Regions from separate parts of the Mus musculus genome. Here region 2 is linked to region 1. A link is a loop called in an ENCODE intact Hi-C map of the cell type or tissue named here. Cell type or tissue: left cerebral cortex. All regions are shown on one strand.

The links. A loop is a pair of places that touch in the nucleus more often than their neighbours do. Peaks named below come from ENCODE experiments on the same cell type or tissue, not always from the same donor. Only the 100,000 strongest peaks of a DNase experiment are listed, where the experiment ranks them.
Region 2: it touches region 1 in a loop (2.4-fold over the local background); 1 of 42 quality-filtered maps calls a loop at or near these places.

What each region holds. Positions count from the first base shown.
Region 1 is chr1:90,838,939-90,842,938 of GRCm38, forward strand. The region is part of intron 1 of Col6a3 (collagen, type VI, alpha 3); the gene reads right to left. Among named protein-coding and RNA genes, the nearest start is that of Col6a3, 3.0 kb to the right of the region's middle. In left cerebral cortex, a CTCF peak has its summit at 1,530 (motif pointing left); a DNase peak (open chromatin) is centred at 1,505.
Region 2 is chr1:90,601,774-90,605,773 of GRCm38, forward strand. Cops8 (COP9 signalosome subunit 8) reads left to right here and starts at 1,652. Exons shown (of 8, transcript NM_133805.3): 1 at 1,652-1,854; 2 at 2,602-2,672; 3 at 3,691-3,739. The coding sequence starts at 1,777. In left cerebral cortex, no CTCF peak of the experiment used is centred here; a DNase peak (open chromatin) is centred at 1,645; H3K4me3 peaks cover 1,807 bases; H3K27ac peaks cover 903 bases.

The sequences.
Region 1 (4,000 bases):
CCATGAGCTCTTCCTTCCAGCGGACAATTCCCAAAGCACTGGGACTGTGGAAATCGGGGATACAGAGCACATGGTGGGGGGAGGCTCCACAAAGATGGCTCCCAGTGAGGCTTTCCCTGGTCACTTCCAGCTCACAAACAGCTCCCCATATTTCCTGATTGCTAAAGTTAGTGAGGAGAGAGGATGGCACTGGGCACCACACAGCCAGACGCTGCAAGGTGAATGGTGGATGGTGACTTGGCAAAGCATTCTCTATTTGTTTCATTTCTCCCATTTTTCGAACATCCAAATATTTTTTTTTTCTTGAGACAGTTTCACATATGTCACCCTGCCTGGCCTGAAACTCACACTGTAGCCAAGACTAGCCCTGAATTTCTGATCCCCCTATCTCCATCTTCAAAACGCTGGGATTCTAGACATGCGTTACCACTTCTAGATTCCATGGCACAGGGAACCACTCCCCCCCCCCCACACCAAGGAGCTATAGATCCCAGATCCTCCAGAGTTTTTCAAACAACAGTGACTCCGCTGCCACATCTACTCCAAAGAAAACGTGGGAAACATAAGATACCTTTCTTCCACGGTATTTCTTAAGGCCTATTCATCCCACCCTGCCCCCATGCCTGGGTCCTGCGTGCATGCTTGGTGGAATCCATCAGGCAGGCGCAGAACATTGGGTGGGGCTGGCTTTATTACTGCTCCTAACACTGTAGCCACACACCAGCATGTCACCTCTCTGAGTAACACATCCCATGACCCCAGAAAGACACCAAGACAATGTTCTCTGCGCTATCTCAATAGCCAAACAGAAGTCATGAATTTTGCCAACCTGATCTTGAAACTTAGCATCCTGGAGCCTGATTGATAAGCAATCCTGAGACCATGTTGTGGGACAACTAAGAGAAGGTAGCGGTACTCTGAGATGAAATTCAGTGCCTCAGGGCCTCTCTGATAAATGATGAAAAGTCAGAGAGTCGACAATGTATTTTAATCATCAAATACTTAAAATGAGATGTTTATGTGAAATGAGATGGTTATGTGAAATTCTTTCAAATATGTTTCTCTGCTGGGAAGAGCAGCAAAGGGCAGACTGTGCACCCTTCAAGAGCTATCAGATTAGGGGACGTTAATACCTTCTCCGGGGTTCAAATAAGAGACTATACAGTGTGTGTGCGAGCATGCTTTAGTCCCCATGTTTTCCATGGGAGCGCTTATAACTTAGATTCAGGCAATGTTTCCTTTAAAATTTGCCAGTTGCCCGATGCTCTTGACCTGGAATTACTTAAGAGCAGAGAATGTGTTGTATGAAGGCATAATTTCATTTCTGAATGCTCATACACAAGCAAGGAAGAAAAATGGAATTTTAAATGTATGCCCGGCACAGAGACTGGGCTGGAACAGCCAATCCTAGCTGCCACCCACAAGCTGGGGTGTAAATTGTTGACTCCCTATGAGCCCTGAAACCCCACCCTGGAAACCGCCAGGAACTTGGATTTTCCAGGCACGCCAAGGGATACACTGCCCTCTAGAGAAAAGAGTCCAGAATGCATTCCCAGAAGCAGCCATGTGCCCACTCAAACTTCCTTTCCCAAAACAGACCCGGGATATTGGGATGCATTAAGAGTTTCAGTTTTAAAACCTAACATAAAATTCATTGCTACAGAGGATCTCTCTTTTTAAGAACCAGGACCTGGCTGGCACTCCCCAACAAGATACTCACTGCCATGATCGGGATGGCAGTGGGTTTTATGGGGAATTATCACTTGGGGTTTGGACCATGAGCAGCACCAAGAAGCTTTATAAGAGGATAAGCAGAATAGAGAGAAATGTCCTCATGTACTTTAACAATGTGTGTTAGAACCTGGAGCAGGCCTGGAGAGAGGGCTCAGCGGGTGAGAGCACTCATTGCTCTCGCACCGGACCTGAGTTTAGTTCCGATGTGAGGTTGCTCACAACCACCCGCAACTCCAGCTCCAGAGGGATCCAACACCTCTGGCCACTGCAGACACCTACACTGGTGTTCACACCCACACATGTGCGCGTACATGATTAGAAATATTTTTTTTTTAAATCTTAAAATTTGAAGCACTTTCTGGGTTTGGCTGAGCTACCGACGGGATTTTAAAATGTCACTTCCCAAGTCACCAACTATTTGTGTGTGTTTTTACTGCCTGTCTGCCACAGCCAGGACACCATGTGCAGTTCCTGCCTGTGGGTCAGTCAGTGGAGAAAAGCTTCCTCAGTACACAGTGCCTCCTTCAGCCCTGGACATCACCTGCTGCCCATCCCCAAGAGACACCAGATTCGCAGCTTCTTCCACAGAGTTTCATTGTTTGCATCCTGCAAGAGCATCTTACACAACACAGTTGGCAACTCACTAGTGAATTTTCAATCCTGAATGTGGAATTTCGCATAAAAGCAGGTGGTGTCACAGCACATACAGCAGCGCTCTATTTTAGCCACTCTTTCTCCAAGTCACCAAACGTCCGGAAAGAGCGGGAAAGCAAACCAAGCCCTGGATAGTAGTACATGTCTCCACCCACTCCAAAGAAGGAAGGTGGTTTCAGGAGGAGACCGTGGCCTTGAGCACTGGGGTCTGTAGGTTTTACTCCAAAACTAAGGTCAGAGTTCACAGCTCCAGAAGCTGGGTGAATAGAGGAACTTTCTGTACTCTGTGGTCATTGATACATTGTAGATTGTACTGTCTGAAGTCACAGAATTGCAGTTATCATAGGATACAGCACAGTGCAGAGACACAGACAGTTCTCGATCTGAACCATGCTTATCTTGTCTCAGATACATCATTAGGTTCCCAAGCTTGACGGTCTCCACCAGAACGGGGTGTGGTACACACCTCCAAGGTAAGATACGCTCTTAGGCCAAAGGATACCTCAGTCACCCTCAAGGAAGGCACTGGGGCCACACCCTCTAGTTCCCAGACTGAAAAAATCCAGGAGAACCATTCTCTGTCACCCATCCTGACCATCTTCCCCACCCAGTGTCAGCTGAATGCCTTTCCTCTGCTGAGAGAGAGAGAGAGAGAGAGAGAGAGAGAGAGAGAGAGAGAGAGAATATTCCCTTTGTGACAATGTAAAGTTTTGCTTGATGAAAGATGCCCAGACATTGGACCACTGTCCCCAATCATAAATCTCTCTCAAAGAAGTTCTACACCCCATTCCTTCAGCCTCAGCAGAAACCCACAGCACAAAATTCAGGCTATTACTGTAAGCCCTCTGTGCCATCAAGCTGGCCTCCTGAGTGGAATCCCGCGTGGGCCTCCCTTCATTCCCCATGAGTTGTGTACCTTTGTGAAAACTGAGTCAAGTGTCCTATGGCTTTGAACAGATTGTAACAGATGAACAGTCTCCTCAGAGGGGATCAGTCTGTCAGCCCATCCCACATGGAGATCTAAAGGGTCCCCTACTGCTGGCTCATCAACTCCATGGCTCCATCAATGGGAAAGGATGCTACTGAAAGTCAGACACTCAGGTGGGCCCGGCCAGTAGTCCAGCATCTCAGAGCTTCTCTCTCTTCACCCATAAGCCAAGGATGACAGCACTGGAATCTTCTAGCCCAGAATCACCCAGGAAAGAAGTCAAAAAGTCCCAGTAGTGGAAGCTACAGCAATCAGTTGGTCCCATATTGTTTTTGTTAAAAGCAATATGATTTTTATTTTAAAGTCTTTTCCACATTTCAGCTTGCTCTGGGAAGCTGGGAACTGTCCTCAGGTCCCATGAATCCCCTTGAAGCTCTGAGACTCTGGGGTTTTCATCTGGAGTCAGCTCGGGGTAGGGAGAGAAATGACTTCTCTAGGGTGTAGTGTGCCCACTGGTGCTCATACAACTTGTTCTTGAAGTCCACACCAGTCCCTAAGTTTGCCTGGGCTTTTGTGAAATTCATTTTTCTTAGCCTTTCTCCAGTACTCCAATGAACCCTTCCCATTGGCCCCACCCTTGCATTGATCCCATGGTAGCTTGAAATAGATCCCCAAATGGGCTGG
Region 2 (4,000 bases), 240 kb before region 1:
TGTCTCTGTGTGTGTCTCTGGTGTGTCTGTGTGTGTCTGTGTATGTGTGTATGTGTGCACGCGCACATGAGATGTACACAGGTACACAGGTGATAACACTGTGCTGGTCTGCTGAGCCTGAGGCAGGCAGAGAGAGAAGTGAGAGTTAGGTTTGGAGCTTTTCCAAAAGTTCAAGGCCAGCCTGGGCTACTTAGTAAGACCTTGTCTACCAGTAAGTAAAAGGAGACCCGGGGGCACAGCTCAGTGCTAAAACTATGCACGAGGCCTGTGTTCCAGTCTCCAGTTCTGCCAGAGAAGACAGCAGGGGGCAGGTGTGGTGTCCGGACCATTGCTTGCTGTGTCTGAGCACTGACTAGGGTCTGGCTGGGTGTTTTTACCTCTCATGCCCAGAACTGAAATTCAGGCACCCAGGTTTGCAAAGTAGCAAGGAAACTTTATGCAAAAGCAAAGCCATACTACAGATCAGAAAGAAATATGCTGTCAAGAGTGACCGCTGGCCACATGAGCCAGCATACTCTAGAGCCCCAATTACTGTTTGGGGTTTTTATGAGCTTTGAGAGGAGTCTTATTGCTAAGGAGCACTGCATTCTGTTTTGATTGAAAAATTTTGCCGGACAGTGGTGGCACAAGCCTTTAATCCAAGCACTTGGGAGGCAGAGGCCAGCCTGGTCTACAGGGTGAGTTCCAGGACAGCCAGGGCCATACAGAGAAACCCTGTCTCGAAAAACCAAAACACACACACACACACACACACACACCAAAAACAAAACAAAAACAGAAAAAACAATTTAGTTATGTTACCTCCCTTTTCTATTGTGCATGTCTCAATATGTAAAATTATTGAATTTTATTAAATAATTTTATTATTAAAATGTATTTGATTTTAATCAAAAGCGTTCACAAGCACGCACAGGCAGAAGACAGTAAATAGGAGTTTCTCTCAGCAAATTCACTTAGAAGACATGGTTCACCCTCCTGGGCAGGCACCTAAAACCAATTCAGGCTAGATCAGACCTCCTGGCCTCATAATGCACCTAACTGGATTATTACTGAATAGAATCTGTTCGATGGTCCGCAGAGAGCGAAGAAACTTATCCCATTACTTGGAGAGGGTTTGTCTGCATGCAGTTCCATGCAGGTTGTGAACAGGGGTCCTGGTTTGCTGACAATTGCTAGGTGATTTTTTTTTTTTTTTTTTCAGAAAAAGGTGTGTGTGTGTGTGTGTGTGTGTGTGTGTGTGTGTGTGCGCGTGCGCGTGCGCATAGTAGGTGTAGGTGAGAGTCAGGCTGCTAAGTGAATTGTTAGAAGAGGGGTGTGTGCATAACCCAAACCAAGAAGAGTTTCAGGTTTGGAGTTTCTTGGACTTGTATGTAACACTTTAGCTTAGAAGAAGTACAGTTCAGCGCTCTCGAAACACGTGGAGGTCCAACGGTTTTACTGTTCTCCCACGGCAACTTTGGTTGTGGAAAAATGTAGTCCCGTTATCATTTCCCCGTGCGGATAATCCGAGCCGCAGCCGAACCCTTCCGGATCGCAGGGCTCTGACTCAGAAAGCCGGTTCGTCCTAGCCTGGGGCGGGTCCTCCAGAGCACCGAGACGTTGGGGCAGAGCGCTCGCCGCCCTTGTATTCCGCTACGGCGTCGCTCGGGAAGTGACGACACGCTCGCCCATGCGTACTGAGAGGCAGCTCCTTTACCTCATCGCGGGCGCGACGCCCCGAGGGCCAGCTTGTGCTTTGGTCTGGCAGAGGTGGTGGCGGCGAGAGCGGCCGGGAAGATGCCAGTGGCGGTGATGGCGGACAACGCCTTCAGTTTCAGAAAGCTGTTGGATCAGTGCGAGAACCAGGAACTCGAGGTAGCGCCGCAGGGTGGGGCGGTCGGGTGGGCGCCGTTTCCAGGGTAACGGGCCGGGCCGCGGCCTGCGGGGCGCACACTCCGGGTTCATCAAGAGATGCTGCTTCCATTTGTAACGTTAAGTTAAGTTCGCTAAATAGGCTGGGCGCAGTGGCACAGGACTCCGGTGGGCACACGTCAGGCGGAGGCGAGAGGATTGCCGGTGAATTCGAAGCCAGCTTGAACTATGAAAACCCCAAAAATAAAAAATAAAAATAAAAAAGAAAGAAAAAGGAAAAAAAAAAGGGAGGGCGGGGGCTCACGGACTAAAGGAGACAGCAGCAGCTTGCGGATGAGCCTTTAGCAGACCTTGCTGAATGAATAAAGATTGAAGAGAGACAGGCCTCTATAACTACCTTTTGGTAGTCTTCTGTCTTAAGCTTACTTAAGCTTTTAAGATAACGGCCAGAAAAATAGTGCATTAAGAACCTGTTGGAAGTAGTCCCCCCCCCCTTTTTTTTAATTTGAGACCTGACCTTCCGAGGTAATGTCACTTACATATTTGTGACTATGGAAAGAAACTGATATCCAACTGCAGATAAATGACAGCTCACAACAGATCTAAACTCAGGTTTTAACCTTTGATACTTCCCTAAGCATTTTTCTGCATCTATAGTAGTGCTGGAAAACTTACTTTTTAAGTTTTCATTTTCTCTTTTCTGAAAGTGTATTAGGAAGTGAGGCTTTCCCCTCTTTTTTCGCTCTCTAGGCTCCTGGAGGAATTGCCACACCGCCAGTGTACGGTCAGCTTCTAGCTTTGTACTTGCTCCAGAACGACATGTAAGTAGCACCTTTTACCTAAAACGAAAAGCTTCCTTGAGATGATGCAGGAGTACATGCAGCAGATAGGTGTCTTTTACTGTAATCCTGTTATATCTGTTTCCCTTTTTGTCATAATTAAGAATAAATAAGCTCGATATTTTTCTTGTCGTGTATGTCTTACATACACCTAAAAACATGGTAAGTTCTTGTGAGAAATTAGCATCAAGAACCAATGGAGTTTAAAAAAAAAATCATGTTTTTTTTTTCTTTTTACTTATATTTACTCAGAAACTGGGTGGTGGCGCACACCTTTAATCCTCCCACTTGGGAGCCAGAGGCAGGCAGATCTCTGAGTTTGAGGTCAGTCTGGTCTATAGGTCCAGCTCCAGTACAGCCAGGGCTACACAGAGAAACCCTATCTAAACAAACAAACAAATAAAACCAAAGCAACTGTATATGTACTCAGTAGGAGCAAAAAAGCTGGGGCTGGGAAGGAACACTGGGAGAACCAGGGGAGGTAGACATGTTTGAATTAGTCTTCCTGGGTGGGAGGCAGGAGCTTGAGAGGGCTAGAGAATAGAGGCCTGGTGCAGTTCCAAACCTACTGTGATATTTTTACAGAAACTACACTGAGTTTCTTCATTATACATATAATCGTGTGTCTTACGACTCACTAGGAGAAGGGCTCCAGATTATAACAGCACAGTGTATGCCTGTATTGCGAGGGATACCCAAAGCCTCGAAATGGACACATTGTTTGTACCTGAGTGGTTGTGTGTAAGTCTGTGGTTTGAATGTGTTGTTATGGTTTAGGATCTGAATTGTTAGTTTAAAAAGAACTCCTAAAAAAAATTTTTTTAATTAACCTGGGAAAAGGTTATTTCATGTCCTCCTTTTTTTTTTTTTTTTTTAATTGCTTTTCCTCAACAAATTCATATAAAACTGAGTTGTGCCATGGCCTGTTTTGGTGTTTCGGCCTGTAATTTTATGTATTGACTGAGGTGACTATTTTGTAACTCATCTTTGTGTAAATCAGGAATAATGCAAGATATCTGTGGAAGAGGATACCACCTGCTATAAAGTCTGTAAGTAATCCTGCGGTGTCCCCTGTTGCTTTTAGAATACTGGCATTTACTTAAATGACAGCCTACAAGTCCTCTTTCTTTCCCATATATATCACAGGAACCGTTGTTAAGTGAAGGTTAAAGTTCCAAACCATCTGTTTCTCTAATGGAATGGTTCATGTGCTGATGGTTTCACAAGGCCTGCCATGCTGATGTGAACTGGCCAGTTCGGTACAGAGGGGGCTGAGGGGCTGAGGCATTTCAGCAGACTACTTGATTTGC